Regions from separate parts of the Homo sapiens genome. Here region 2 is linked to region 1. A link is an interaction called in ENCODE POLR2A ChIA-PET data of the cell type or tissue named here. Cell type or tissue: OCI-LY7. All regions are shown on one strand. Each heading gives the region's core, and the rest is flanking DNA. Links, peaks and the distances in the headings are about the cores only. Region 1 overlaps ERBIN (erbb2 interacting protein). Region 2 overlaps ERBIN (erbb2 interacting protein).

The links. ChIA-PET counts read pairs that join two places held together with the same protein. Peaks named below come from ENCODE experiments on the same cell type or tissue, not always from the same donor. Only the 100,000 strongest peaks of a DNase experiment are listed, where the experiment ranks them.
Region 2: POLR2A ChIA-PET joins it to region 1 with 5 read pairs; 7 of 35 experiments call an interaction of 5 or more read pairs at or near these places.

Annotation. Positions count from the first base shown.
Region 1 is chr5:66,060,386-66,076,608 of GRCh38, reverse strand. ERBIN (erbb2 interacting protein) reads right to left here. Exons shown (of 26, transcript NM_001253697.2): 22 at 4,318-4,440; 23 at 1,379-1,585; 24 at 201-293. Among named protein-coding and RNA genes, the nearest start is that of SREK1, 76 kb to the left of the region's middle. In OCI-LY7, for the core only: no CTCF peak of the experiment used is centred there; no DNase peak of the experiment used is centred there.
Region 2 is chr5:65,929,113-65,945,335 of GRCh38, reverse strand. The region is part of intron 1 of ERBIN (erbb2 interacting protein); the gene reads right to left. It also overlaps the pseudogene LOC100303749. Among named protein-coding and RNA genes, the nearest start is that of ERBIN, 11 kb to the right of the region's middle. In OCI-LY7, for the core only: CTCF peaks have their summits at 9,653 and 9,872; a DNase peak (open chromatin) is centred at 6,835; H3K4me3 peaks cover 3,519 bases; H3K27ac peaks cover 4,171 bases.

The sequences.
Region 1 (16,223 bases), core at 2,910-10,909:
AACATTCATAGTTTTTGGTTAAATTGTTTTAACTTGAACTGATCAAATTACAAAACAAAAAGGTAAGCAATAGAGTGGGGAATCCAGGTGATGTCTACCTAGATTTACATAAACATCTATTAGATTTTCACTTACATTTAAGTATTCAATCGGTAAATAAAACTTTATAGGTGTTTCAAGAATATACAAAGAAAACTTACATCATCATCAGGTCTGAATGGGTTTCCTCTACCCCCGACACCACCTGATATGCTAAATCCAAGTTCTGGATCCTTTTCAACCCTCACTCGAATCTGAGTTAATATGAAAATAAAGGAAACTTACTATTTCAGAAAAAGTTATAATGCAACAACATCCATATTTAAATACTGATTGGTTAAGTCCAAGCAAACATAAACATAAGAATTCATCAAAAATAAATATTTGGTCAGATGAAGTGAAATACAACATAGAATATTATGTTAATGAGTTAGTGAGTTAAAGGCAGAGCTGGGATTATATAAAGCATAGCTCCTAATTTTATTGCTTGTCTTATGAGGATAAGGAATCAATTAATATTGACCCTGTTTTACTTTTTAGACGTCACAGATTTTATATGACATAGTACATAAACACAAAACATGTATATTATTATCAGTTTCCACTTGTGGGACATCTAAATTACACAGTATCTCTGTTTAGTGGCTTGTTACATAAGATATCTAAAAGATCCACTGGTGGTTTTATGATACTAACTCTTTATTTATCAAATCTGTTTAAAGGCTTCAAAGGAGTTGGGATTTTAAAACATGACCAATTGAGAGTTTTTATAACCAAGCTAAAAAAAAAGATGCAAGAATTAAAACTGTGTTATAAAACACTCCCTTTCACCAGAGACACAACCAAAATGAATAAAGCATTTGATCTCTACCTTTCTAATATTATCATTTTATTAATAACTATCAAGATATAAGAATGTGTAGCTCGCTGACTTTTAAAGTACTTTTTAAGATTAAATACTCAAAGTAGTTTGAAGTCTGTAGTCAAATTTCAAAATCTAAGGAATTAAGATTTTAAGTGTCACAGAACAATTTCAGCTTAATGGTCTCCTATTTATATTCTTAAGGAATGTCTGACTACTGTAGTATCAACCAGTTTTGGTAAAGAAACTGTATCAGAATAAATAAATCATGCCCAAAATACTAAATCCTATGTTACATGATCACAAAGTCAAATAAAAATTACCAAGTTTAACGCCTTATAAACGTAACATAAAAATAAAACTTTAAATGGTAATAACTACGTTAATATTCTGTATGGATTTACTAATAATTAAGTAACCTATAAAAATACATAAAAAGCTTAGTCCCATATTTCAAATAGTCTTGATTATTCTTACCTCTTGTTTTGCCAGTTCATGGCCTTGTCTAGGAGAACAATGGGGCTGTGTATATGGAGGCTGGTGGGCCACTTTCAGCATCAAGTAATCAATTAGTTGTTCTCTAGAGGGATGCCTTGCCACAGATGCCTGAGGGGGGTGATGTATTTGACTATAATTTGCCTGAGGCCTGAGAGGCTGGCCCATCTGTCCATTACTCAAAGGCATCTAAGAAAAACATGAAGTATCTTAAAATGACCAATAATAATGTCTTATTTCAAATATTTGGATTTCTTCTTGGAGCATTACAAAAGCACTAGAGTTTTCACATTCTAATTAAGTCAAACAATACCATGCCACTTACTATTTTTCTATAATTTTAAAACTTAAAAGAAATAAGCTATTAATGTCTTAATTCTAAAGTTTCCTGAGTGCTTGTTGTTACACTCACTTTTTTAAGCTTTCAAATGGAAGTACATCATATCTACATTTTAAATTACTTGCTTTTTTGTGAGCTACACTTGTATTTTCTTAGATGTATCTATCTTATAATAACCAAATGTTAAAATGGCACATAGTATACCAAAATTTTAAAATTTAAGCCAGTCTATGAGATGCATATCTTTTCCCATACTAAATCAAACACACATACACAAAAGGTACATTTGCTGACGTTTTTCTTCAGAAAAAAACTAATTTTGTGGTAAAATTCTTTCCAAATTTATTTTTCTGCTTTTATTCCTTCTTTTCCAAAATTAACAAGTCAATTCAGCTATCTATGTAGAAAACTGATTTATTCCTTGTGTGTATGTTAGCAACGTTTATAATCTCTTATTATTAATTCCATAGACTATTAGCCATAAAAATTAAATGTTGACATTCTACCCTATTCATAAAGTAAACAGCAAAAAAATTTAAATTATTAGTTTGTTGTTGTTAGAGAACTATCTTTGTTTTAATGCCTCTCATTTTTAGAGAATAAACCTGACTTAAAATCACCTTTGTAGAAATGTGGCTAATAGCTTATTCTGTTAGCATGAGGAATCTATCTTAAAAACAAGAGGCAGGGTGCAGTAGCTCATGCCTATAATCCCAGCATTTTGGGAGGCCTATACAGGAGGATTGCTTCAGGCCAGGAGTTCAAGATCAGCCTGGGCAAAACAGCAAGACCCCATCTCTAAAAAAAAAAAAAAAAAAAAAAAAAAATTAGCTGGGCATGGTGGTGCACACCTGTAGTCCCAGCTCCTTGGGAGGCTCAAGTAGGAGGATCATTTGAGCCCAGTAGTTTGAGGCTGCAGTGAGCTATGAGCATGCCACTGCACCCTAGCCTGGGTGACAGAGCGAGACTCCATCTCTAAACAACAACAAAAAAGAGGTTACAGTCATATTACAAATATTTGCATATAAAAAGATTTTTGTGTAGAAAAATATGGTTCAGCTATTAACTTATAATTTCCTTGTTGGTTATTAACAGACAGAAAATCTCATAGACAAGGAAATTATGGGAAAACTATGAGGGAAATAGTTGAGGTCCAGTTCCCTAAATTAACCCAAATAGAAAAGTTTGCAGAAAGATATGGCAACACTTTCAGAACTGCATGCTTTTCTTGGTGAACCTTGCTGAAAGATATAAAGTAGTTTAGCTTTGGTATAGATTTGTATTTTTAAAAAAGGCATTCTATTTCACTGTTAAACTGTGTTATACTTGAGAACTTAGTTAAATTCTGAAGTCTAGGAACACACATGGGTATTCTGTGATAGGACACAAGGATGTTACTGACAAATCTTATATTGGTTGGAGAGAAGGAAAATGAAGGGCTATATTAGCCCTACATTTCTGGAGGAAAAAAACCTGTTTATTACTTGATCACTGTAGATTTAATGCAACTGATTTGCCCATGAGTAATTAACTGGTTCTGCTGTTGCTTTATTACTTACATACAATTCTGCAGATAGCCCATGATTTTCTCTACGTTTATACCATTTATTCCTACATGCAAATTCAGTATCTTTCTCCTGGGTAAAATCCAGGTGACAATTACTACTGACCTTAAGACTCCCTGACACCAAATATTTGGTCTTGCCTACATCAGTGTTAAACATACACATGGAATATATTAAGCTACAATTAGCAGATGGCTCAGGAAATTAGAAAGTATTAAACTCAGTAACCCTAAGCCACAAAATATATGTAATGAGAAAAAACTGGATGACAAAGCTCAATTAAAAGAGGGTAAAATAATAGAAACTTAAGAACTTATATATTAGATGAACTTAAGTATTAGATGACTTATGAACTTATATATTAGATGACCAGGTAGCTACTCTGAAGAGCAACATAGAAGTTTTATGTAATAAATAACTATGCTTCATAATTATATCTGGTCATACTAGAGGCATGGAATCAGTTAAGAAAATAAGAAAAAATAGTTGAGGGAGGATAGTAAAAAATTATCTGTCTGGCACTGGCCATACATAGATAATTGCAACAAAAGTACTAAAAACACAACCATCATCTATTCTACCATATACAAAAGTCTTTCAAGATGATTTCTAATTATCATTTGAAGTAATTACATTTGACTTTAGTAATAGTAAAAGATCCTAGAATGAAGAGTTTAACACAAGTTCATTTTCAATTCTCCAAATAGTTTTACTATCAGGAATACCAAAAAGGCCTTGATTCAAATGAAAAAATAAATAGGTGGTACTATATAACAGAAATCTAAATGCAAAAATAAAATAATTCTCCAGGGTAGAAAAATCATGAAATGAACTGAGAAATAGTAGACAGGGTCAAATTCTATTTTGTATTTCTGATATTTTAAAAATCCTTACTAATAAAGGGGGGAAAGCCCTCAAAAAAGTATTTTCATCTAAAGCACATATAATATCTAGTCCAAAAGCTGCAAAATATAGAAAGCTCACAGATACTACATTTTGTTTTCCCGAGCACCCACTTTCATCAAGCTGTCTGGAGGAACATCTTTGTGACTAAGTGTGGCTGATGAGTAGTTCTGCTGTCCTGAAATGAATATACCATCTTGACAAGGATCTCCTGAACTGGATGTCTGGGGATGCTTCTAATGAGCAGGAAATAAAAAGTAAACAAATAATGTTCTTTAAGATGTGAAACCAAGAGGATGACACTTGAGAGAAGATTAGGAAAAAATATTGCCAAATAGTGCAAAGATGAAGACCCAAATCAAACACTGCCATCATTACTGCCATCAATTAGTATCTTTCACTTCTTCCAAAGGTACATAGCAAGATATTTTTGTATGTATGAAAAGCTTATATGAAAACATATTGTTAATCTACTTATGTACAATACACACATGTAGAAGATGAATTTTGCATGTTATTTTTTCCTTTTAGTTTTACTTACAGTAATACCTAGCTTTTAATACCTTTGAACAACAAATATAGTTATTAATCAAAGTTTAGAGTCTCAAATTTTAAGACCAACTAAAACACACTCATGTTGAGCACTATAAAAAGATTTTTGGTAAAAAAAAAAAAAAAAAAATTAACTGCTGTTCTTTCAATAGAACAGTACCCCATGGGATTTTTTTCCCCTAAATTTTAATGACAAGCAGAACCAATACACTTATAGTCTTACAAAACTTATTTTATTGGGATAAGATTGGGGTGTGAAATGAATATAAAATTTGCTTTAGCTTAATTCTGCCACATTGATATGAGTTCAATAGTTTCAGAAGTACTGATATGGAGAAATGCTATTAAAACCAATTAACTGGTTAATATCTTTATAGGCCAAATAATATCCCTGTATTATAGTTTACCAAGCTGATAGCTTTAGGGGAAAAATAAGACTCAATCTCATTACCCCTGAATATTTCTTTCTTTCTTTCTTTCTTTTTGGAGAGAGTCTCACTTTGCCACCTAGGCTGTAGTGCAGTGGTGTGATCAAGGCTCACCGCAGCCTCGACTTCCTGGACTCAAGCAATCCTCCCACCTCAGTCTTCTGAGTAGCTGGGATAACAGTTGTGGTGTCACCATGCCTGGCTAATTTTCTAATTTTTGTAGGCGGGGAGGGGGAAGAGGCAGGGTCTCCCTACATTGCCCTGGCTGGTGTCAAATTCCTGGGCTCAAGTGATCCTCCTGCCTCGGCCTCCCAAAGTGCTGGGATTACAGGTGTGAACCACTGCACAGGGCCCCTGAATATTTTATTATTATAAATATGCCAGGAAGCAAGACACATATGTTTTTCACTTCAATTTTAGTTCTAAACACATCCCTATATATATTTTAGAAAACAAAACAGATTGTGATAAATAGCACTATTGTTACATTCAAAACAGTTTACGGCTAGCAACATAGAAATGCAAACTACATCATCATATTGAAAAATTAATCTAAAATCTACTTTGTTATGACATACTACAGCATACATATAGAGTTAAGGATTTCGAATTTAATCTTAGAAATTATATCCGCAACACATCTATCATGTGCAGTTAGTTCAAACCATGGCTTAGAATTTTTAGACGTGATCTAATTTTGTGTATTTATGCAATGAATACTTTATTTTCCTTCTCCCTTTTTGAGATGTGCTTTTAGAATACATAAATGAATTTAGCTCTCAGCTTGAAATTTTAACTCAAGTGTGAATGTATAACTATGTTTATCTACTTTTTAAAAGAACAAGCACACCATGAATGTAGAAGTAAAATTCAATGTATTCAAAGGCTCCAAATTAAAAAAAAACAAGCACAAAATGTTACTATAAAAGAATGTGGAAAATACAATTGCTCCAGGTGACTATAAATGGCAAAGATTACCCCTGAGTTAATAAAAGCCACTGATCTTTACCCCCAGGGACTCTTGGAATGAGAGACTGATAGTTATCACCCTTCTCTCTCATCTTTTAAATTGGGAGGTTCCTAGCTGGGCGCGGTGGCTCATGCCTGTAATCCCAACACTTTGTGAGGCTGAGGCGGGCAGATCATCTGAGGTCAGGAGTTCAAGACCTCTGGCCAACATAGTGAAACCCCGTCTCTACTAAAAATGCAAAAATTAGCCGGGTGTGGTGGTGCGCACCTGTAATCCCAGCTACTTGGGAGGATGAGGCAGGAGAATCGCTTGAACTCGGGAGGCGGAGGTTGCAGTGAGCTGAGATCGCGCCATTGCACTCCAGCCTGGGCAACAAGAACAAAACCCCGCCTCAAAATAAATAAATAAATAAATGAATAAATAAATAAATAAAATTGGGAGGTTTCAACGTAACTGCTGCCACTCTTAACAGCATAGGAATCACATGGTGGCAGGTGACAGAGGACAGCATACGTCTAGGTCAGGTACAGCCAGAGCCAAGAGAATCCAGGAGATTGCTCCTATTCTGTAACACCAGAAGAAAGCCAGGGATATATTAAAATGGGGGATACCATCGCTCAGGTAGAAGTAAAGGACCCAGAAGTAAGCAAATACTTCACAAGGAAACTATGGGGAGGGGATAAAACAGGGTTATTAGAGACAAAACAGTCTTTTCGGGATTGAAGGAGAGGGGCGGAAGGAAATATTCTAGAGACCATGCTACTACTTCAAGTTGTTATGGGAAAAAAATCTTAAAACAGGGCCATGCCAGAGTTGTTCTTTCTTTCTCTGCCTTTTTATCCCCCACACTGAATTTTGGTTAAAATCATAAACCTTTCTTCTTCACTACTAAGGAAATGTTTAGTAAAATGTGAGTAAGAAAGGATTTGTGCTTTGTCTTTTCACTGACACTTATTACAATTTCTCCAGTCTCACAGTTAATCATGCTCAGTGAATTATGATTAACATTAGTTCAGGGTAGTGCTTTCTCTCAGTCAATTCTCAGTCACTGGAGTTAAAATTATTCCTCCCTGTAACAGGTCTATGGATTACATATAGCATAGCCTTAAAATCCTTAGGAATAGAAAAGTTTAATATTAAGAGAAAACATACTACAAAGAATAGTTTTTGAAGATCTCTCAGTTATTCCTATTGTTCACTTTTTTGCATAAACAAGGGCTGACTACATCATTAGTTTATGACCAAAGAAACTCAGGAGATAATGAATTTATCAGCTCTGAAGAAAGATTTAGAACTAAGCCATGGAAGAACTCAGAGGAAATCAAGGTTTCTAACCCAGAGTAAACATTTTTTTTCCTGGAAACATTAAAACACTTAAAATTTGGGGTTTTCTCTTCTACAAGCTAAAAGTATTGGTCTAGTGTAGGTACTCACTCGAAAAATGTGCCCACCAGAACCTCTTCTGTCTGCAACACTCAAGGCAAGACTGCCCTGGCTGCCATGCAGATCCCTAGAGCTGCCACAGTGAAAACTGCTTACAGTAGTAAAATTGGAATTAAAGGACCTTGACAGCATGCTCTGAATAAAGAGGGGATAGATTTAACAGAGATTAGTGTAGCATGCAAAATCCACGAGACATGTTATATACGTAGACTTATTTACAAGTAACCCCAAAACCAGAGAAGTATCATGCAACACTAATTTTCATTAGTGAAAGAAATTGGAACCATTTACCATGTATTTATATGACAACATATACATATACACAAATTACACGTAAATACAACCATTCACATGTTTAAGCAAAGGAAGAAAGTACAGACATATAACTGCTTTTAGAATGCTATTTCCTTTACTCCTAACACATCTTAGATATATATGTCAGAAAATAGGAGTTGACGCCATATGCTGATGTATGTGTATCTAAAGTCATATACAGAACAGAAATTAATTTCTCTATATAAAGATAAATTTTACCAACACCCAGTAATTCTAAGTCAAATGAATTTTTAGAGAATCTACTTCATTTTATGCAAATTCTAACATATTAAACAAACTGAGTGTTTAAATATACATAACACAAAATATATTTGCAAAAAATACCACTTCAAAAATTTTTTTTTTTTTTAAGAGGTAGACTCCCAGTCCGGAGTACAATAGCAAGCTCCTGGCTCACTGCAGCTTCAAACTCCTGGGCTCAAAGATCTTGCCTCCTGAGTAGACAGGACTACAGGTCCTCATTACCACACCTGGCTAGTTGTTGTTATTATTATTATTATTATTATTTTTGTAGAGACGAGGTCTCACTACACTTGTCCAGGGTGGTCTCAAACTCCTTCCTTCAAGCAATCCTTTTGCCTCAGCCCCCTAAACTGCTGGGATTACAGGTATGAGCCACTGTGCCGGACCACATTTCAATTTCTAAATGTTTAGAAAAATATCTTGCATTAGAGAATAGTTTTAACATACGCGAATTTATGATATACCCTTTTTAATTTTATTTTTTAAAGAGACATGGGTCTTGCTATGTTACCCAGGCTGGCCTCAAATTCCTGGGCTCAAGCCATCCTCCTGCCTCAGGCTCCTGAGTAGCTGGGACCACAGGTGTGCACCACCATGCCTGGCTAGTTTTTTTATTTTTCATGTAGACAGGGTCTCACCACCTTGCCCAGGCTTGGTGAGTATAACTTTTAAAATGCTCCTGCTGCTCTAAAATTACAAGAAGAAGAAAACGAGAAAATGTGTGGCAAATTTTCCCCATTCAAATAAACTGGTATTAAAGATCACTATATTTTAGGAGTTAGTGGTGGCCTTTGCTGCTTAAATTTGAAGAGCCATTGATGGAATCCTCTCACAAACTGAATTCATATGAATACCTAATTGCTAATCCCAGTACTGCCTGAAGATGTACCTCAATAAACACACTGCCTGATTCCCGCTGTTCCACTTGTTTATTCCCAGTGTTATGAACTGCCGTTCTTCCATGTGAGTGCCTTTAGTCATGTCCCTGAGTGCTGAGGGCTTAATGGTCAAACTGGATGAAACCACATTTTGAGCATGGCTTGTTATTAATACAGAAATATCATAACAAGCATTTCTGTATTACTCTTAGCAAATACATTCCTTCTCAAAATCTGAAGTTGACGTCTAATGCCAAGAAATACAGGATTCCATAAAGAAAAAGATCTATAAAATTACCATGTACACTTCCAGTTATTCTGTGAAATCTAAAGTAGTGACTAAAGAAAAAGCTAAACTTATAGCCCAGACCTGCATTTTCCCAAACCATTTCACCAAGGTTAAGGATTTAACGAGGCAATCTGGAGGTTTCATAAACATTTGACTGGAATAAAAAAAAACAAAGAAATCATTCATACATACATAAATAACAGACACACACATTTGCTGTGCAGAGAGCTTTAATGTGTTATTGACTCAAGTGGCCTGATTAACCCTTTAGACAGATCTTGTAGCAAAGCTTTCTCTGTCATCTCCAAACACATGAGCTTACTGTAAATATTTTACTGATGAATAAAGCTGAAGCTCAAAACAGGTCTGGTTTTAAATTCAGGTTTGTGCAGACATCCACGTAAAACTGCTTCCTGTCACAACACATTGTAGAGTGCTCAATTAAATGCTAGGCATAATGTCCTGGGCAATGTTGTTCATTACATACTGATAGTTGTATAATAACGAGTGAACGTAACACTTACCATGTTGTGTTAATCATATTATGGTTTGGAATGCTTAATATCTGAGTTCTCATAAGGAATGTTAGTAAATGCTGATAGTAACCATTCACCTCTGAAATAAAAAGTTCTTATTCCTTTTCAAATTTTGCTTATTAATTAAATAAATCTTGAAATTTTCAAGGTGACATCTACTTTGTATCTTTGAATTCCAGGTACAGTTTTTTTTGTTTTTTTTTTTTTATTTTTGGCAGTGGGAGGTTAAGAGGGGTGACTATTAAAAGGTTTAAAAACTACTTAAGCTTCAATAGATTATTACTACTAACTCTCAGCTGAGTAAAGTAGCAAATTTTAATTTGGGAACTGACCTCATGAGGTAGGGCAGGCACTGTGAAAGCCCCCAGGGTAAAATTTTTAAATGTCTACTTTGCCATTAGAATTAAGATGGTGGGTGTAGGGGAGTGAATAGAGATCCTCCATCATCTTCTACCACTTTGAATCAATGAAGTTTGGAGTCTAAATCCTGCTGCTATTAAAGTAGTTAATTAGTAATATATTTATGTAGCACTTTCAATCTGCTTCTAACGCCCATACATTCTGATTACACCATCTAATGAATAAGCATCAAAGTAGCACAAAGTTGTTATATAAATAAAACAGGGACAATTTTCAGAATTACATGATTTTAGAATGTTTTGAACATAGGAAAAGAAAGCATCCCCACGAGAGACTTGCAGAAATAAAGAGTTAATTTTCACTGGCAAATTACTCAAATTATGCTTCAATATTAAGGATTATTTTTACTGAATAAAATTATTTTTAGGAGGCTGGTGGTAGAATCACATTAAACTCTCAGACAACTCAAAAGAACCACATCTAACATTATATAACCTAAAGTACTATATCTGCTCAGGAAGTAACAGTGGCTTCACCTTATTTATTGTGTCAACTTGAAATTCTTCAGACCAGCTTTTAAAGTTGTTCCCCCTCCTTCACATAACATATATATCATCCTGGGAAAATTACTTAATTATTCTGCGCCTGAATTTCCTTACTGGAAAATGGGATAACAAATAAATGGATGCTGGTTCACATACAAAGCAAAACACACACACACACACACACACACACACACACACACACACACACACACACACACACACACACACACACAGGTCAAAATTAATCTGAAAATCTCTGAAATCACTCGGAATGTACAGTTTTATTTATAGACCCCATATAGTAAAGTTTGAAAACCACTTACCTAGGTTAAAGGAAGAACAAAGGTAAAATCTAGGTACAAATGTTTGGTTATTCAAACCATCCTGCCTTAAAATAATAAATTTCTAGCAGTTAATGGTGGGTAAGAGGGGAAAAGATGAAAGATGGTGAAGAAATCTTAAGGGTGTACATATCACTGAATTGGAATGGGCTGCTCTTTGAAATAATAAGTATGTCTAGCAATCTTAGCAATTTAACATTACTTAAAACAATGTATCTTTTCAGTCTCTTAAAAACACACTTTTTTCTTATCCCACATAATTACTGCCTAGGAAAATTCACTCATTCACATGGTTTGTATCTCAAATTTGCATCACTAAACCTAGTATCGTATTGTGTTCCATGTTACTTGCACACAGTCATCACATCAAATTCAATATATTCAAAACCAACTAAGCTATTTTTTGCCAAACTTTTATACTATACCACAATGCTTTAAAGACTTCATTTCCTTAACTACCAGAACTTTAAAAAAATATTGATTTGGCAGGGCATGGTGGCTCACATCTGTAATCACAGCACTTTGAGAGGCTGAAGCAAGAGGATTGCTTGAGGCCAGGAGTTTGAGACCAGCCTGGGCAACATAGTGAGACCCTGTCTCTATTTAAAAAATTAATTAATTAAATAAGGTTAATGACCAAATATCTCAAATCAGAAACCTTGGCTACCTCTTCAATCTTTTTTCTCATTCCATCCCTAAAACTAAACAATTTTAACCCAAGTGTTTTTCAGACTCATCACCACGAGAGCCAAAACCCCAGCTCAAGTATCTCTCATTTGGCTGTTTTATTATTGAAACTGTTTCCTAAGCTACTTCTTATCAATTCATCCTGAACACTTTTGCCTAAGATATCCTAAAATACTCTATATGCTCAGGAAATAATAGTGGCTCTCTTTTGTTTATTGTGTCAACTTGAAATTCTTCTGATAGGCTTTTAAAGTCATTCCTCTACACTACGTAACACATATCATCCTGGGAAAATTACTTAACTCTTCTGTGCCTAAATTTCCTTATGGTAAAATGAGATAATAAAAATATCACACAGGACTCATGTGAAAATTGAGAAATATTTGTATAGCAAGGTAACTGTACAGTGATAGTAGTTTCTGGCACTTTGTAAATACCAAATAAACTTTATATATTATGACTTTCTAATATTCATACTTTATTATCAAATGTTCTCAAAATACATCTTTAATTCAACCAGGTTGAACTCCTTGTCTCTGCTTTCAGAATTCCTTCTTGATATATAACTTTTACCTTAATCTATTAATCTTAATCCTATTTATCAAAATTGTAAGTTTTTCAAAAAGCACTGTTTGTTGAATAATCCCATCTTCTGTGATTACTATTGCATTTATCATTACCATTTTATCTTTCAAAATGAAAACATTTTAGAAATGTATCAAAAAGTCCCCAAATCTCACCGACAGATAATTACTAGCAGTACATTAACATTTCATCTTTTGAACCAGTTATTACCTAAACTATGAAATAATCTTCTGAACTATATTTTCTGAAGAAGAGATGATTAATAATGAAATCATGAAGAAAATACCAAATTTCCATTGAAATTTCTATTTTTGTTAGTTTTATGTGTGTACGTATATAAGTGTGTATATAAATACGAATGTCTCTATTGACATTTTATTGGTATTGTTTCTGACAGATAAGTATATTTAACAGAAAATTATTCAAGATCATCATCCTTGATAAATAGGTATTTAAAACAAATTTTTACAAGCTAAACATACAGAGACTATCTTCACTTTTTAAAAATGTCTTAATCGAGAAATTGGGAGGAGCCAAGATGGCCGAATAGGAACAGGTCCAGTCTACAGCTCCCAGCGTGAGCGACGCAGAAGACGGGTGTTTTCTGCACTTCCAACTGAGGTACCGGGTTCATCTCACTGGGGAGTGCCGGACAGTGGGTGCAGAACAGTGGGTGCAGCACACCATGCCTGAGCCGAAGCAGGGTGAGGCATCGCCTCACCTGGAAAACACAAGGGGTCAAGGAATTCCCTTTCCTAGTCAAAGGAAGGGGTGACAGATGGCACCTGGAAAATCGGGTCACTCCTGCCCTAATACTGCGCTTTTCCAACGGGCTTAACAAACCGCACACCAGGAGATTATATCCCGCAACTGGCTCGGAGGGTCCTACGCCCATGGAGCCTCGCTCATTGCTAGCACAGCAGTCTGAGATCAAACTGCAAGGCCACAGCGAGGCTGGGGGAGGGGCACCCGCCATTGCCCAGGCTTGAGTAGGTAACCAAAGCAGCTGGGAAGCTCGAACTGGGTGAAGCCCACCACAGCTCAAGGAGGCCTGCGTGCCTCGGTAGGCTCCACCTCTGGGGGCAGGGCACAGACAAACAAAAGACAGCAATAACCTCTGCAGACTTAAATGTCCCTGTCTGACAGTTTTGAAGAGAGTAGTGGTTCTCCCAGCACGCAGCTTGAGATCTGAGAACAGGCAGACTGCCTCCTCAAGTGGGTCCCTGACCCTCAAGTAGCCTAACTGGGAGGCACCCCCCAGTAGGGGCAGACTGACACCTCACACGGCCAGGTACTCCTCTGAGACAAAACTTCCAGAGGAATGATCAGGCAGCAGCATTTGCGGTTCACCAATATCCGCTGTTCTGCAGCCAGTGCTGCTGATACCCAGGCAAACAGGGTCTGGAGTGGACCTCCAGTCAACTCCAACAGACCTGCAGCTGAGGGTTGTGACTATTAGAAGGAAAACTAACAAACAGAAAGGACATCCACACCAAAAACCCATCTGTACATCACCATCATCAAAGACCAAAGGTAGATAAAACCACAAAGATGGGGAAAAAACAGAGCAGAAAAACCAGAAACTACAAATCAGAACACCTCTCCTCCTCCAGAGGAACGCAGCTCCTCACCAGCAACGGAACAAAGCTGGACGGAGAATGACTTTGATGAGTTGAGAGAGGAAGGCTTCAGAAGATCAAACTACTCCGAGCTAAAGGAGGAAGTTCAAACCAATGGCAAAGAAGTTAAAAACTTTGAAAAAAAATTAGACTAATGGATAACTAGAATAACCAATGCAGAGAAGTCCTTAAAGGACCCGATGGAGCTGAAAACCACAGCACGAGAACTATGTGACGAATGCACAAGCCTCAGTAACTGATGCGATCAACTGGAAGAAAGGGTATCAGCGATGGAAGACGAAATGAATGAAATGAAGCGTGAAGAGAAGTTTAGAGAAAAAAGAATAAAAAGAAACGAACAAAGCCTCCAAGAAATATGGGACTATGTGAAAAGACCAAATCTACGTCTCACTGGTGTACCTGAAAGTGACGGGGAGAATGGAACCAAGTTGGAAAACACTGCAGGATATTATCCAGGAGAACTAACCAAATCTAGCAAGGCAAGCCAACATTCAAATTCAGGAAATACAGAGAACGCCACAAAGATACTCCTCGAGAAGAGCAACTCCAAGACACATAATTGTCAGATTCACCAAAGTTGAAATGAAGGAAAAAATGTTAAGGGCAGCCAGAGAGAAAGGTTGGGTTACCCAAAAAGGGAAGCCCATCAGACTAACAGCTGATCTCTTGGCAGAAACTCTACAAGCCAGAAGAGAGTGGGGGCCAATATCCAACATTCTTAAAGAAAAGAATTTTCAACCCAGAATTTCATATCCAGCCAAACTAAGCTTCATAAGTGAAGGAGAAATAAAATACCTTACAGACAAGCAAATGCTGAGAGATTTTGTCACCACCAGGCCTGCCCTAAAAGAGCTCCTGAAGGAAGCACTAAACATGGAAAGGAACAACCGGTACCAGCCACTGCAAAAACATGCCAAATTGTAAAGACCATCAAGGCTAGGAAGAAACTGCATCAACTAATGAGCAAAATAACCAGCTAACATCATAATGACAGGATCAAATTCACACATAACACTACTAACCTTAAATGTAAATGGGCTAAATGCTCCAATTAAAAGGCACAGACTGGCAAATTGGATAAAGAGGCAAGACCCATCAGTGTGCTGTATTCAGGAAACCCATCTCACATGCAAGGACACACATAGGCTCAAAACAAACGGATGGAGGAAGATCTACCAAGCAAATGGAAAACAAAAAAAAGGCAGGGGTTGCAATCCTAGTCTCCGATAAAACAGACTTTAAACCAACAAAGATCAAAAGAGTCAAAGAAGGCCATTACATAATGGTAAAGGGATCAATTCAACAAGAACTAACTATCCTAAATATATATGCACCCAATACAGGAGCACCCAGATTCATAAAGCAAGTCCTTAGGGACCTACAAAGAGACTTAGGCTCCCACACAATAATAATGGGAGACTTTAACACCCCACTGTCAACATTAGACAGATCAACAAGACAGAAAGTTAACAAGGATATCCAGGAACTCAACTCAGCTCTGCACCAAGCAGACCTAACAGACATCTACAGAACTCTCCACCCCAAATCAACAGAATATACATTCTTTTCAGCACCACACCACACCTATTCCAAAATTGACCACACAGTTGGAAGTAAAGCAAGCACTCCTCAGCAAATATAAAAGAACAGAAATTATAACAAACTGTCTCTCAGACCACAGTGCAATCAAACTAGAACTCAGGATTAAGAAACTCACTCAAAACCGCTCAACTACATCGAAACTGCACAACCTGCTCCTGAATGACTACTGGGTACCTAACGAAATGAAGGTAGAAAAAAAAGATGTTCTTTGAAACCAATGAGAATAAAGACACAACATACCAGAATCTCTGGGACACATTCAAAGCAGTGTGTAGAAGGAAATTTATAGCACTAAATGCCCACAAGAGAAAGCAGGAAAGATCTAAAATTGACACCCTAACATCACAATTAAAAGCACTAGAGAAGCAAGAGCAAACACATTCAAAAACTAGCAGAAGACAAGAAATAACTAAGATCAGAGCAGAACTGAAGGAGATAGAGACACAAAAAACCCTTCAAAAAATTAATGAATCCAGGAGCTGGTTTTTTGAAAGGATCAACAGAATTGATAGACTGCTAGCAAGACTAATAAAGAAGAAAAGAGAGAAGAATCAAACAGACGCAATAAAAAATGACAAAGGGCA
Region 2 (16,223 bases), core at 2,866-10,865, 130 kb after region 1:
AAAGAGATATATAAATCAATGAAATGGAATATTCCAACATTCTTTGTCCATGGAGATGGTGTCATACTAGTTGCCTTCCACTGACAGCTGGCTGAAACAAGGAATTTATCCTGTATAGAAAAATACAAGACTTGGTTCAATGGCCTCTTTAAATCTGTAAGACATTCAAAAGAGAAACCTGCATACATTTTGAAATAAATGACTCCACGATTCTTCCACTCCTAAACTGAGGAGATTTGCAGATAACTCACAACTTCCTAAGCTAAGAGGTATTTTTATTTTTCTCCAACCATTCCAATAAATGTGATCAAGATACAGAATTTTTTCAGGAGATCATTTGCTCCATTTTTTTCTTTAAATTTGATATTTGCTTTTTGATTTCTTAAAAAGACTATCAAGAGAGTAAAAATAAAACCCAGAGAATGGGAGAAAATATTTGCAAATCATGTATCTAGTAACAGACTGGGATTGAAAATATATTAACTACTACAATTCAACAACTAAAAAACAACCCAACTCAAAAACAAAGAACTTGAATAGTCATTTCTCCAAAGATATACAAATAGCCAAAAAGTACATATAAAGATACTCGACATCTCTAATTATCAAGGAAATGCTAATCAAAACCATAATAAGGCCAGGTATAGTGGCTCACACCTGTAATCCCAACACTCTGGGAGGCCAAGGTGGATCACATGAGCCCAAGAGTTCAAGACCAGCCTGGCAAACATGGTGAAACCCCATCTCTACTAAAAATACAAAAATTATCCAGGTAGGGTGGCACATGCCTATAGTCCCAGCTACCTGGGAGGACGAGGTGGGAGGATTGCTTGAGCATGGGAGGAAGAGGAGGCTGCAGTGAGCCGAGATTGCACCACTGCACTCTGGCCTGGGTGACAGAGCAAACTCTGCCTCAAAACAAAAAACAAAAAACAAAAAAACCAACAACCACCATGATGAGATACCACCTCACACCCATTAGGATTGCTATTATCAAAGAAACAAAATAGCAAGTGTTGGTGAGGATGTAGAGAAACTGGAACTCTTGTATACTTTCGGTGGAAATATACAGTGGTAGAGCCACTGTGGAAAACAATATGGTGGTTCCTTAAAAAAAAAAAAAAAAAAAAATACTAAACACAGAATTACCATATGAGCCAGCAATTCCGCTTCGGTGTATATATCCAAAAGAAATGAAAGCTGGGTCTCAAGGAGATATTTATCGACCCATGTTCATACAGCATTATCCACAATGGCTAAAATATGGCATCAACCCCAGTGTCTACCCACAGATGAATGGATAAGCAAAATGTGGTATATACATACAATGGAGTATTATTTGGTCTTAGGAAGGAAATTCTGACATATGCTGAAACACAGATGAACCTTGAGGACAATATGCTAAGTGACTCACGAGGTACTTGGTCAAAATAATAGACACAGAAAGTTAAATGGTAGCTGCCAGCGGCTAGGAGGCTTTGGGAGTTATTGTTTAATGGGTATAGAGTTAAAGTTTTGCAAAATGAAAAGAGTTCTGGAGATGAACAGTGGTGAAGGGTATACAATAATATGAATGTACTTAATACCAGTGTAGAATACATTTAAAAATGGTTAAGATATTTTATTTGTATTTTATCACAACAAAAAAGTTCAGAAGAAAAATATATAAATCCAAAGAAGGGAAATTTTAAACATTGGGTGGAAGTTTCAGTGGAAATAATGGTACTTGAGTTGGACTTGGATGAACAGGATGTACACAAAGAGGCCAACTAAGAGCTGTAGAGCAATGACTTAAAAAAAGTAATGATGGGAGAGCTTCTACTTTCATTTAAATCATTTCTCAGAATGAAAACACGCCAACATTCAAATTTCAGTTTTCCAGAAATTGTGAACATGGATTACCAAATGTTGATAATCATTTTTAAAGAAGAGATAACTTTAAAAATCTGCTTCCAAAGATTCAATACAGGTAATTTCAACATCAGTAATACATTATTCCCACATATGCTGTCAGTAAAAAAGTAATCTGATCTTAGGTAATGCAAGTGCCTGATTAGAGAGTATTCCCAATTCCTCCTTCTCATCCCTTCTAACATTCCTGTAATTCATTTCGCTCATCCATAAGCTATAACTACTGAACAGATTGTTGCCATTATCAGCAACAATCAGGGACATGTATACATTTGTCAAAACCCACAGAATGTACAACACAAAGAGTGAAGCCTAATATAAACAATAGACTTTAGCTAATAATAATGTATCACTATTGGCTTATCAATTCTAACAAATATACTGCATGAATGCAAGATGTTAATAATAGGGGAAATGGAGAAGGAGGGTTTGGGAATTTTTTACACTTCTTAATCAATTTTTCTGTAAACCTGAAACTACTCAAAAAACTTAAAGTCTATTTTTTTTTTTTTTTTTGGAGACGGAGTCTCGCTCTGTCACCCAGGCTGGAGTGCACTGGCGTGACCTCAGCTCGCCACAGCCTCCGCCTCCTGAGTTCAAGCCTCCCGAGTAGGCGGAATTACAGGCATGCGCAACCACACCCGGCTAATTTTTGTATTTTTAGTAGACACAGAGTTTCACCATGTTGGCCAAGCTGGTCTCGAACTCCTGACCTCAAGTGATCCGCCTGCCTCAGCCTCCCAAAGTGCTGGGATTACAGGCATGAGCCACTGCACCCAGCCTTAAGTCTATTTTTTAAAACTTGAGATCATGAAGAATTACACACTACTTTAAGGATAAATCTTTCTCTGAAACTTCTTGGCTCAAATATTGATGTAAACTTTTTTTGTAAATTAAGCTGTATCCAGTTATTTCTAAACTAAAAAAATAATCATCTATAACAAACTGGCGTCCGCCAAAGAGAAGATGGAAAACCAGGTCTATCAACTCAGAATTTCCTCACTTAGATGAGCCCAAAACTCTTTTTTTCTCTAACACCTATTAAAAATCTTTGGGAAATAGTATTATTCTAAAGAAACTGTATTCTTCAGAACATACCTAGGAAAATGCTGGTATAATAAGCAAAAAAAACCAACAGAGTCAGGAAACTTGGATTTCTTTTTCTAATCTGAGTTATGTCATTAATAAGCTAAATTACCTCCACATTTCACTTCTCCAACTGGTCTAACAGCTTCCTGTTGTACTAATTAAAAAGAAAAAAGAGGTGGTACTCCAGACTAGTCATTTACAGTGATAGTGAGTGAGTATGAGGAAAACATCAGTATTCTGGGGAACACACCTATCATTCACACAAAATTATCTGTTAAATATATTACAAGAAAGAGGGCCAGACGCAGTGGCTCACGCCTGTAATCCCAGCACTTTGGAAGGCCGAGGCGGGCGCATCACGAGGTCAGGAGATCGAGACCATCCTGGCTAACATGGTGAAACCCCATCTCTACTAAAAATACAAAAAATTAGCCAGGCGTGGCGGCGGGTACCTGTAGTCCCAGCTACTCAGGAGGCTGGGGCAGGAGAATGGAGTGAATCTGGGAGGCGGAGCTTGCAGTGAGCAGAGATCGTGCCACTGCACTCCAGCCTGGGCGACAAAACGACACTCCGTCTCAAAAAAAAAATACTACAAGAAAGGGTAAGGTTAAGGTCTATGAAACACATGGGACAAAAATAAACCTTAGGGTATAAGTAGTGACAAAGATCCTTTTCCTTGTCACACATTTACATGTTTATCATACATGTAAATTACATCAAGCCTACTACAATAATTAAATAAAGGCTCAAAATAACTGTCATTTAATGATATACATAATTACAGTCATCCCTCAGTATCTATGGGGGATTAGTTCCAGAACCCTCACATATGCCAAAATCTGAGGATGCTCCAAGTATCCCTCATATAAAATGGTGTTGTATTTGTATATAACCTATGCACATTCTCCCATATACCTTAAATCATCTCTAAATTACTTATAATGCCTAAAACAATGCAAATGCTACATAAATAATTGCTATATTGTTGTTATTTGTATTGTTCTTTTTTTTTTTTTTTTTTTATTGATCATTCTTGGGTGTTTCTCACAGAGGAGGATTTGGCAGGGTCATAGGACAATAGTGGAGGGAGGGTCAGCAGATAAACAAGTGAACAAAGGTCTCTGGTTTTCATATGCAGAGGACCCTGCGGCCTTCCACAGTGTTTGTGTCCCTGGGTACTTGAGATTAGGGAGTGGTGATGACTCTTAATGAGCATGCTGCCTTCAAGCATCTGTTTAACAAAGCACATCTTGCACCACCATTAATCCATTTAACCCTGAGTGGACACAGCACATGTTTCAGAGAGCACAGGGTTGGGGGTAGGGTCACCGATCAACAGGATCACAAGGCAGAAGAATTTTTCTTAGTACAGAACAAAATGAAAAGTCTCCCGTGTCTACCTCTTTCTACACAGACATGGCAACCATCCAATTTCTCAATCCTTTCCCCGCCTTTCCCCCCTTTCTATTCCACAAAACCGCCATTGTCATCATGGCCCGTTCTCAATGAGCTGTTGGGTACACTTCCCAGACGGGGTGGTGGCTGGGCAGAGGGGCTCCTCACTTCCCAGTAGGGGCGGCCGGGCAGAGGCGCCCCTCACCTCCCGGACGGGGCGGCTGGCCGGGCGGGGGGCTGACCCCCCCACCTCCCTCCCGGACCGGGCGGCTGGCCGGGCGGGGGGCTGACCCCCCACCTCCCTCCCGGACGGGGCGGCTGGCCGGGCAGAGGGGCTCCTCACTTCCCAGTAGGGGCGGCCGGGCAGAGGCGCCCCTCACCTCCCGGACGGGGCGGCTGGCCGGGCAGGGGGCTGACCCCCCCCACCTCCCTCCCAGACGGGGCGGCTGGCCGGGGGGGGGGGGACTGACCCCCCCACCTCCCTCCCGGACGGGGCAGCTGGCCGGGCGGGGGGCTGACCCCCCCACCTCCCTCCCGGACGAGGTGGCTGCCGGGCGGAGATGCTCCTCACTTCCCAGACGGGGTGGCTGCCGGGCGGAGGGGCTCCTCACTTCTCATATGGGGCGGTTGCCAGGCGGAGGGTCTCCTCACTTCTCAGACGGGGCGGCTGGGCAGAGACGCTCCTCACCTCCCAGACGGGGTCACGGCCGGGTAGAGGCGCTCCTCACATCCCAGACGGGGCGGCGGGGCAGAGGCGCTCCCCACATCTTAGACGATGGGCGGCCGGGCAGAGACGCTCCTCACTTCCTAGATGGGATGGCGGCCGGGAAGAGGCGCTCCTCACTTCCTAGATGGGATGGCGGCCGGGCAGAGACGCTCCTCACTTTCCAGACTGGGTAGCCAGGCAGAGGGGCTCCTCACGTCCCAGACGATGGGCGGCCAGGCAGAGACGCTCCTCACTTCCCAGACGGGGTGGCGGCCGGGCAGAGGCTGCAATCTTGGCACTTTGGGAGGCCAAGGCAGGCGGCTGGGAGGTGGAGGTTGTAGCGAGCCGAGATCACGCCACTGCACTCCAGCCTGGGCACCATTGAGCACTGAGTGAACCAGACTCCGTCTGCAATCCCGGCACCTCGGGAGGCCGAGGCTGGCGGATCACTCGCAGTTCGGAGCTGGAGACCAGCCCGGCCAACACAGCGAAACCCCGTCTCCACCAAAAAAATAGGAAAACCAGTCAGGCGTGGTGGCGCACGCCTGCAATCGCAGGCACTCGGCAGGCTGAGGCAGGAGAATCAGGCAGGGAGGCTGCAGTGAGCCGAGATGGCAGCAGTACAGTCCAGCTTCGGCTCGGCATCAGTGGGAGACCGTGGAAAGAGAGGGAGAGGGAGACCGTGGGGAGAGGGAGAGGGGGGAGAGGGAAAGGGAGAGGGAGAGGGAGAGCGGAGGCACCTCTCTTGGTGAAGATGCTGGGCTGGATCTGTATTGTTCTTTATTGGTGTTTGTTTTGGAGATGGAGTCTCATCCTGTTGCCCAGGCTGGAATGCAGTGGCGCAACCTCGGCTCACTGCAACCTCTGCCCCCCGGGTTCAAGCAATTCTTCTGCCTCAGCCTCCCAAGTAGCTGGGACTACAGGCACACGCCACCACACTCGGCTAATTTTCGTATTTTTAGTAGAGATGGGATTTCACCATACTGGTCAGGCTGGTCTCCACCTCCTGGCCTCGTGATCCACCCGCCTCAGCCTCCCAAAGTGCTGGGATTACAGGTGTGAGCCACCATGCCTGGCTATTGTATTTTTTTATTGATTTTCTTCTCAAATTATTTTCAATTCATGATTGGTTGAATTCATGACTACAAAATCCATACATATGTAACCCATGGATAAAGCGGGCCAGCTCTATTACTGTACATCACACTAAATACTAAGCAGTTCAAAGAAAATGTTTATAATTAGTATTAATTTCTTAGAGATAAATAAAAATCCAGTTCAGGAACAACAAGGTTGAAGAGGCCATTCTCATATGACTGATGACACCTTCAAGGGGCAGAAGAGTAGTAGCAGGGACCAATTTCTACTTAAAAGAATCAGTCCTGGCCGGGCGCGGTGGCTCACAGCTGTAATCCCGGCACTTTGGGAGGCTGAGGCAGGCAGATCATAAGGTCAGGAGTTCGAGATCAGCCTGGCCAATATGGTGAAACCCCGTCTCTACTAAAAATACAAAAATTAGCCAGGCATGATGGCGTGCACCTGTAGTCCCAGCTACTTGGAAGGCTGAGGCAGAAGAATCGCTTGAACCCAGGAGGTGGAGGTTGCAATGAGCCCAGATTGCGCCACTGCAATCCAGCCTGGGTGACAGAGGAAGACTCCGTCTCAAGAAAAAAAACAAAACAGAATCAGCCCTAGCCTGGGCAACGGAGTGGGACCACATCTCTACAAATAAATATGCAAACTGGGTTGTGCACACCTGTCACTTCAGCCCAGGAGGTCAAGGCTGCAGTGAGCTATGATCACACCACTGACTCCAGCCTGAGTGACAGAGCGAGACCCTGTCTCAAAAAAAAAAAAAAAAAAGACCTATGCCTGCTCACGAATCTATTACTATACACCCAGAAAATACAAACATATCAACTAAAATACTAAAAGCAATTCTTCAAAAGTCATCACTATAGTAGATAATAAACATGAAACTCAATTGCTTCCTTTATTTAAATAGCCAGATAATAATGCAATTGATGAAATAGCCTCATAAAAACAGAAGCCCTTGCCCTCCCTCCAAAATGTTTTTAGAAATAAATATAACAAAAATATATGGTTTCTTAAAAATAACAAATATGCGTATCAACAAGAAACACAGATATGACAAGATGAAAATCATAAATGCCACTAAAGGGCATCAAACATCAAATAAATGGGAAATCTATCTTCCTAGAAAGAGATATGCTATCGTAAAGTTATCAATGATCTTCTAAATTAATCTACAAATGCAGACCCTCTCAATCAACATACCACCAAGAATTATTATTATTATTATTTTGAGATGGGAGTCTAGCTCAGTCCCCCAGGCTGGGTGCAGTGGCACGATCTCGGCTCACTACAAGCTCCGCCTCCCGGGTTCATGCCATTCTCCTGCCTCAGCCTCCCGAGTAGCTGGGACTACAGGCGCCTGCTACCACACCCCGCTAATTTTTTTGTATTTTTAGTAGAGACAGGGTTTCACCGTGTTAGCCAGGATGGTCTCGATCTCCTGACCTCGTGATCCGCCCGCCTCGGCCTCCCAAAGTGCTGGGATTACAGGCATGAGCCACCGCACCCGGCCAAGAATTATTTTTAGAAGCTGATAAAAATGATTCATGTCCACCTGGAAAATTCATTTAAAAGCAGAGTAACAAAGCAACACTTCCAGATATTAAATATACAATGAAGGGGAGAGAGGTCAAAATAGCATAGTATCATAAAAAACACAACAAATAAAAAAAAGAAAATCCTGACATAGTATAAACATATTTGGGGATTTACTATTGATAAAGGCAGACTTTCAGAAGTAAAACGATTATTCAACAAACGGCACTACAACTAGTTAGAAATTTGGGGAGCATAAAGCTAGATTATTTTTTCACTCCTTAAGCCAAAATTTAAAAAGCTAGGTTATTACTTTTATAATCTTGGTGCAAATACTTTCCAATAATAACATTAAAACCAAAAGGCATAAAGAGACTGACAAATTTGATTACATTAAAATTTAAGCATCCATATGGCAAACACCAGAGCCAATGCATAAGGATAAGCAACACATCAATAAAAACCATGTAGAACACAAAAGGCACACTGTATATGTACTATACCTAAAAGAATTGACATTTAATTTTTCAATGTCATAATTAGTAAGTCGTGGATTTAAATCCAGGCAATCTGACTCCAAAACTTATGTTCTTACATACTATACTATATTGCCTCTCTCAGATGTCCACAAGTATTATAAGACAACCAATACCCATTTTGGTCAAAAATGCATACAGGTAATTTTATATACCATTGATGGAAGTACAAATTGATACACACTCTTCAGAGGGAATTTGATTCTAGCTAGCTATCAATTTTAACTACACATACCGGAGTATATCTGGGAGATGGAATTGTGGAGAATTTTCATCTTCTATGTTCTATATTTCTATGTTTGAATTTTTACAGCAAGATTATTTTTATAATTGGGGAAAAAACAGATTAAGGTAATTGTTTTTACCCTCTGCCTATCAAAAGCCCTTCACCTTATCCAGCCTTCCTATCCTACCCTAAAGTGTCTCACTCTGTAGACATTTGTAAGACAGAATCGACAGAAATTTCAATTACTAAGGTCAGGAAAATAAAGATGACTCCTAGGGTCCCTGGCTTGGGAATGGCTTTTAAAAGAGCAGACAGGACCCTCTGTTGATACCAGGTATCCACGACAAATCAAAAAGCATCTACTATATACAGTCCCTGCTATTTTGCAGTCAGCATCAAGACAATAAACTAAATCTTCTGAAGTCCCCAGGGATTAATAGGGCACCCAAAGGATCCATTTGATGCTGCCAAGATCCTTATCTTTTCCTAGAAGACTGAGAGATTTATTCTAGTCTCAAAGGATATGCCTCTTAAATCACTTCCAAAATCTATAAGGAAGAGGAAAGTCAAACCAACTTATTCTAGGTTGTGTGATAACCTTGGCAACAAGATTCATTTTTAGATCACTAGTTTCTTGCACTGGTCCTACTACAAACATACCCTCCTCTCCCCACCCCCCCTCCATCAGACCTCCCTCCATGCTCCCACAAAGAGTCTAGAGTGACCTAAGGTGTGAAATTCCAAGAACACCATTATTAGGTGCTTCAAGACTTCAGGATCATGCAAACAATATAACCTGAATATATGAAAACCACAGCTGGGTGCAGTGGCTCACACCTGTAATCCCAGTACTTTGGGAGGTTCGAGGTGGAAGGATCACTCAAGCCCAGGAGCTGGAGACCAATCCTGGCAACATAGTAAGACCTCTACCTCTATAAAAAATAGAAAAATTAGCTGGGCGTGGTGGCATATGCCTGTAGTCTCAGCTACTCAGGATGCTGAGGTGAAAGGATTGATTGAGGCCATGAGTTCAAAGCTGCAGTGAGCAGTGATCATGCCACTGCACTACAGCCTGGGCGACAGAGCGAGACCCTTCTCCAAAAAAGAATAAAAAAGAAAAACACAACTGCATCAAAATCACTGCACTCATACTGAAATTGAGCAATTATCTCCACAAATAACTTGTCCAATGTAAAGAGTAAAAGTACTGGATTTCTTCCATCCTCCTTTCACAGTCGCCTCAAGAATTACTAAGGAATGAAATATTTCACATAAATGTACTTTATCACGGAATTAAAACTTGCCTTTTTACAGTTTGGAATTTTATCTCTTTAGAAATACTTCAGAAATTAATTGGACTGCAGACACTTCTGGCTCAAAAATGTTTGAACAAATGTTTACCTTAACTTCCTCACACACATAACATATGGAAACAAAACTATTTCTCACTGTTAGAGATAAGTTACAAGTATGGAAAGGGGAAAAAAAACAACTTAGAGTGAACCTGGTGGTGCTGGATTAGAATTGCATTATAGAAATATGCAGATGCTCCTCGATTTACAATGGGTTTACATCTGGATAAACCCATCATTTAAGCCAAAAATATCACAGGTTGAAAATGCACTTAGTACCCCAATAAAACCCCTGGTAAAGTCAAAGAAGTATAAATCAGGGACCATTGTATATATTTATAGATATATAAATAAAAATAGATGTAAATATGTGTAAGTACATAAAAATATTTCCTAGCTTTGTATATGAAGAGGGCCTGAGAGTAACAATACCCTAAAAACAACAATGTACACAAGCCCCAGATCTTGGCTTCTAAGTATCATTTTCCACTAAAAACAACCAGGAAAAGTAGAAGATATGTTAGAACATCTAATTGTGCTAAAAAACAAGGAGTACTCAAAAAAGGAAGAGGTATCAAAAACAAAAAAGAAAATAAGCCAGGGGGTTCTCACTGGCCAATCAAGAACAATTTGAGCACCAAAATAAATAGTAATGCATTATGTCCTTGCGAAGATAAACCTAGGTACATGTAAATAAGTGAATTTAAAATATGACAAACAAAACAAAATATTTACATAGTTTCAAAGCACCTACCGCAAAATATTAGTTAATTACAAACAGGGAATGAATACCTTAAAAAGGGCAAGTCTGGCAGCCACAACTTTAATCACATAAAGTGAATACCATAATAGGACACACTGAAATTGCCTGCCACCTGATAAGACGTAATAAGAAGAATGCAGCATCACTTTTACAATAACCCTGCCAAAGATCTAATCATAAAAATCTAATCAAAGATCTAATCATGAAAAATATCACACAAATGAAAATTGAGGGGTATTCTACAGAATAACTAGGCCTGTCATCTTCAGATCTTCAAAAGTGTCAAGGCCTTGAAAAAAAAGAGAAAGAAATTATTCCAGATTGAAGGAGAATAAAGAGATGACAACAAAATGTAACACATGATTCCAAACTGGAATAGTTTGCTGTAAAACACATTATTGGGATAATTGAGGTTCAGATGTTAGTAATATATTCATGTTTACTTTCTGATTTTGATGGTAATGATGTCATTATATGCAGGAGAATATCCTTGTTTGTAGGAAATAAACATTAAAATATTTAGGGGTGACGGGCTGGGCGCGGTGGCTCACGCCTGTAGTCCCAGCACTTTGGGAGGCCAAGGCAGGCAAATCATGACATCAGGAGATCAAGACCACCCTGGCTAACACGGTGAAACCCCATCTCTACTAAAAATACAAAAAATTAGCCAGGCGTGGTGGCGGGCGTCTATAGTCTCAGCTACTTGGGAGGCTGAGGCAGGAGAACTGGCGTGAATCCAGGAGGTGGAGCTTGCAGTGAGCCAAGATCACGCCACTGCACTCCAGCCTGGGCGACAGAGCTCTCAAATAAAAAAAAATATATATTTAGGGATGACGACAGGGCATCATGTTAGCAACTTAGTCAAATGGTTCAGGAAAAAAAATGTTCAAACTTTTCCATATGTCAGTCATTGTTTCAAAAATTAAAATTTAATTTAAAAATATCTATAGCAGTGCTGAAAACCTGGGAGGGGTATACCTACAGATAAGAACAGAACGGAATTTATAAAGAATACAAAGTAGGCTGGGGTCGGGGAAATAACAAAATGCAATACACTTGAGGAACCAGACACCCAAAACAAGAAGAAAGTGGGATCTCCAAAAAAGATGAGTTTTCTTAGCAAGAAGGATTAAGAGAAGCATATCCTGAGCGGTCAGCCAGAGAGCAAAACCATAGTAAAACACTGTGTAGCTAAAGCCTCTAGTACAGCTCTATGTATGTAGGAGATGTGACACTTGGACAGTGTGATTATGAAAAAAGGAGACTGCCTCCTGAGGAACAGTAAGCACCTGTACCAAAAGGTCAAGCTACCCACATACCTTCAAAGAGAAACTCGTTAAATATTTCTCCCTTTCCTCTTCTAAGCAATCACCAAAGCCAGAAGAAGGATTCATTGGGCTGGGAACATATATTTAAATGACCAATACAGTAGAGACTAGGTCATCATATAAAACTTTGACTACCATGAAAATCTAGTATTTGAAGAAAAAACAAAAAGCATGACATACACCAAAAGCACAGTAAGATCAAATTTTCTGTAGTGTTAGTAGAATAAACAAAAGACAATGTTAAAAGAACATCTCAGAGATTAAAGGTTACATGCAGACCAAAAATAGGGCTAGAAAACCAAAATTGGGCCAGGTGCAGCGGCTCATGCCATAATCCCAGCACTTTGGGAGACCAAGGAGGGAGGACTGCTTGAGGCCAGGAGTTCAAGACCAGCCTGAACAACAGAGCAAGAACCCATCTCTACAAAAAAAAATAAAACATTAGCCGGGCATGGTGGTGCATGCCTATAGTCTCGGCTGAAGGTGAGGTGACAGGATAGCTTGAGCCCAGGAGTCCGAGGCTGCAGTGAGCCGTGAGTATGCCACTGCACTCCAGCCTGGGCAACACAGTGAGATCCTGTCTCAAAAAAATAAAAACAAAAATAACTCCTATGAAAAACTAGAATTCTTAGAAACTCTGTTCCAAAAACAAGTAACAAAATAACTGAAAACAAATGAAAATCAAGTAAGTGGGCTTAAAGATCAAGCTTCAACACTCTCCCAGAATCCAATACGAACAGACAAGAAAAAAAATTTAATTAATGAAAGTTCCATAAATCCCAACTTCCACCTAAGTTCTTGAAGTGCAGTCCATAGGCCCTGGAAGTCCACAGTCTCTGGAAGTCCCTGAGACACTTTCAAGGAACCTTCCAGGTCAAAACTGTGTTTATAATATTGAAATGTCATTTTTCCCTTTTCCATTATATTTACATTTTACACTGATGTTGCAAAAGCAATGGTTGCAACAGCTAACACCTTTACAAGAACAAAGGCAATGCCTTCAAGCTGCAATAGTACCACTACATATTCCCAGGTTTATGTCTTTTTTTTTTTTTTTTTTTGAGACGGAGTCTTGCTCTGTCGCCAGGCTGGAATGCAGTGGCGCGATCTCGGCTCACTGCAACCTCCACCTCCCGAGTTCAGGCAATTCTCCTGCCTCAGCCTCCTGAGTAGCTGGGATTACAGGCGTTTGTGACCACACCGAGCTAATTTTTTGTATTTTAGTAGAGACAGGGTTTCACTGTGTTGTCCATGGTCTTGATCTCCTGACCTTGTGACCAGCACTTTGCGCGGTGGCTCACGCCTGTAATCCCAGCACTTTGGGAGGCCGAGGCGGGCAGATCACCTGAGGTCAGGAGTTCAAGACCAGCCTGACCAACGTGGAGAAACCCTGTCTCTACAAAAAATACAAAATTAGCTGGACATGGTGGCGCATGCCTGTAATCCCAGCTACTCAGGAGGCTGAGGCAAGAGAATCGCTTAAACCCGGGAGGCAGAGGCTGCGGTGAGCCGAGACTGCACCACTGCACTCCAGTCTGGGCAACAAGAGCAAACTCCATCTCAAAAAAAAAAAAAAAAAGAAAGAAAAGAAAGAAAATCTTCCTCCCTTTTCCAACCAAATACCTGTATAAGGCTGGATTTTCTTCATATACTTTAGCCAAAAGAACATACTGTAACAGATGGAGTGAAGAAGCAGATATGAGAATCGAGCTGTTTTCTATTAAGCCAAACATAAGAGACTTGCAAAAATATAAAACATTGCCACTATTTTTGCTATTTATTTTAGAAAACAATTATATTTTTATTAAAACAATGTTACACTAACATGCAATAGCTTATTTTCAAATAAATTAATTTTTTTTAATTTCTGTTTTGAGTCAAACCAAAAAGTCTGAGAACAGCTGCCTTAGGACTATTACTATTTCTTGTAATTATACCATATTATAACAGAGTGAATCCTCCTACAGGGAAATGAAATGTACAAGGCACTTAGCCTCAAAGTAAGTTGTCCCAGATTATTTTCTAAGTTATTCAGTCATCTTTCCATTTTTCTATTGCTTCACTGTAACACCACAGGTCATAACTTCACAATGCTGTAAACGTACCTTTCTCACGCCTTCTGGGATACCAAAGAACCAAAAACAGCTCATTATGTACATAAGTAAATGGGCTCTGAATAATAATGGCCCTAAAAGTGAAGTCCCCAGACTCTGTCATACCTGTTGTGATTAAGGAGATGTCATTTTTTATTTTCTAGTTTTTCTACTACATTCAATATGCTTTTAAAGCTATAATAAATAACCTCCAGATAAGTAGAGTCTTATTAAGTGAATTTTTAGATATTCTCCTTTTCTATCGTCTTCCACAAAGTGAATTTTTAGATATTCTCCTTTTCTATCGTCTTCCACACTATCACTTAAAGCCTGGCAAGACCTTCATTCAATGGTGTCTGGAACAAAATTTGAAGTGACAAAAATAGAGTGATAGAGTACTATTGTGCTTATTTCATGAAATCAAAGAAAGATAATTTCAAAATTTTAGGGATTCTGTGTCAGAGAAGACATCTAACTTGAAAGGTAGGACAGAAGAGGAAGGTACAGAGAAGAAGGAACAGAGAAATATATCTGTATGTTTTAAGAGGCCAAAAGTATAATAAAACAAGAAGGTAGAGAGGGTTACAAAGTCTTAATACATAAGAATAAATAACAACCTGGTATTATCTTAACAGTCAATTTTAAGAACACTAAAGAGAAAAAGGAAAACTGAGAAAACAAAGTATAAAACAAACAATGGCCGGGAGCGGTGGCTCATGCCTGTAATCCCAGCACTTTGAGAGGCCGAGGTGGGCAGATCACGAGGTCAGGAGATAAAGACCATCCTGGCTAACACGGTGAAACCGCGTCTCTACTAAAAATACAAAAAAATTAGCCGGGCACAGTGGCGGGCGCCTCTAGTCCCAGCTACTCGGGAGGCTGAGGCAGGAGAATGGCGTGAACCTGGGGGAGGCGCAGCTTGCAGTGGGCCAAAATCTTGCCACTGCACTCCAGCCTGGGCGACAGAGCAAGACTCCATCTCAAAATAAACAAAGCAATATACTGATGAATATAAAGTTAAAATACCAGCATGTACACTTAGTTGAAATGCAAAGGGGATATTCAGAATTAAATGGGCTAATAAAATAAGATCAGATAAACTTTTTCCACTGCATGTTTTGAACAGTTTTTTGAGGTGATAAACATAGACTAACAGTTTGGAAAAGAGGGAAATGGCAAAATATAATTAAGAACGACCAACTGAACACAGAGAAAATAAGGCTAGGTAAATGAAGCTAACTATAAATATAGGAAGCTAAGGGAATCAGAAGAGAAAGCTGAATAGCAGCTAAGTTTCTTTTTTACAATTAGGAAACCTAAGAAGAGACAGCTAAAAAGTGAATCTGAAAAATGGGAGTTAGCAGTAGGCCGGGCTCAGTGGCTCACACCTGTAATCCCAGCACTTCGGTAGGCCAAGGTGGGCAGATCACCTGAGGTCGGGAGTTCGAGACCAGCCTGGCCAACATGGCAAAACCTGTCTCTACTAAAAATACAAAAATTAGCTAGGCATGATGATGTGCGCTTGTAATCCCAGCTACTTGGGAGGCTGAAGCAGGAGAATCGCTGGAACCCGGGAGGTGGAGGTTGTGGTGAGTCGAGATTGTGCCACTGCACTCCAGCCTAGGCAACAGAGCAAGACTCCATCTCGAAAAAAAAAAAAAAAAAAAAGAGGAAAAGACAAAGACATCTTTAGAGGTTTATAATAGAGATGTATTCCCAGAAAAAGAAAACGGAAGCAAGCATGTAACAAATTCAAGAAATGAATGAGCAAGGCAAAGAGTCAAAATGCAAGCAGCCAAGTAGGGTATGTAAGGAGAATCTGGATAAGCAGCAATTACGAAAAATAAAAAAGAAACTGCTACCCAGCATCACTAAAATTCTGCATAATCCCAAATACTCTGTAAGTACTGCCATAATCTATTTCCAAAACAAAAGCAGCTTAAAGTCTAAATCGTATTATCCGTAAGCAATTATTTCAAATAAGTAATTTTGAAATATACACCTATTTTCTGAAACTTTTAACTATTTCTTAAAGGGTATTATTTACTACTAATAGTGCAATACCAACAATGTGTAAAATAATCGATTTTTGAGATTTGCCAATGATATATGTTAATGTATCTATAGTTATCACTTCATTAAGAAACAGCATACAATAAAAATTTGGTTTCCATGTTTGTACCTCTGTAAGCT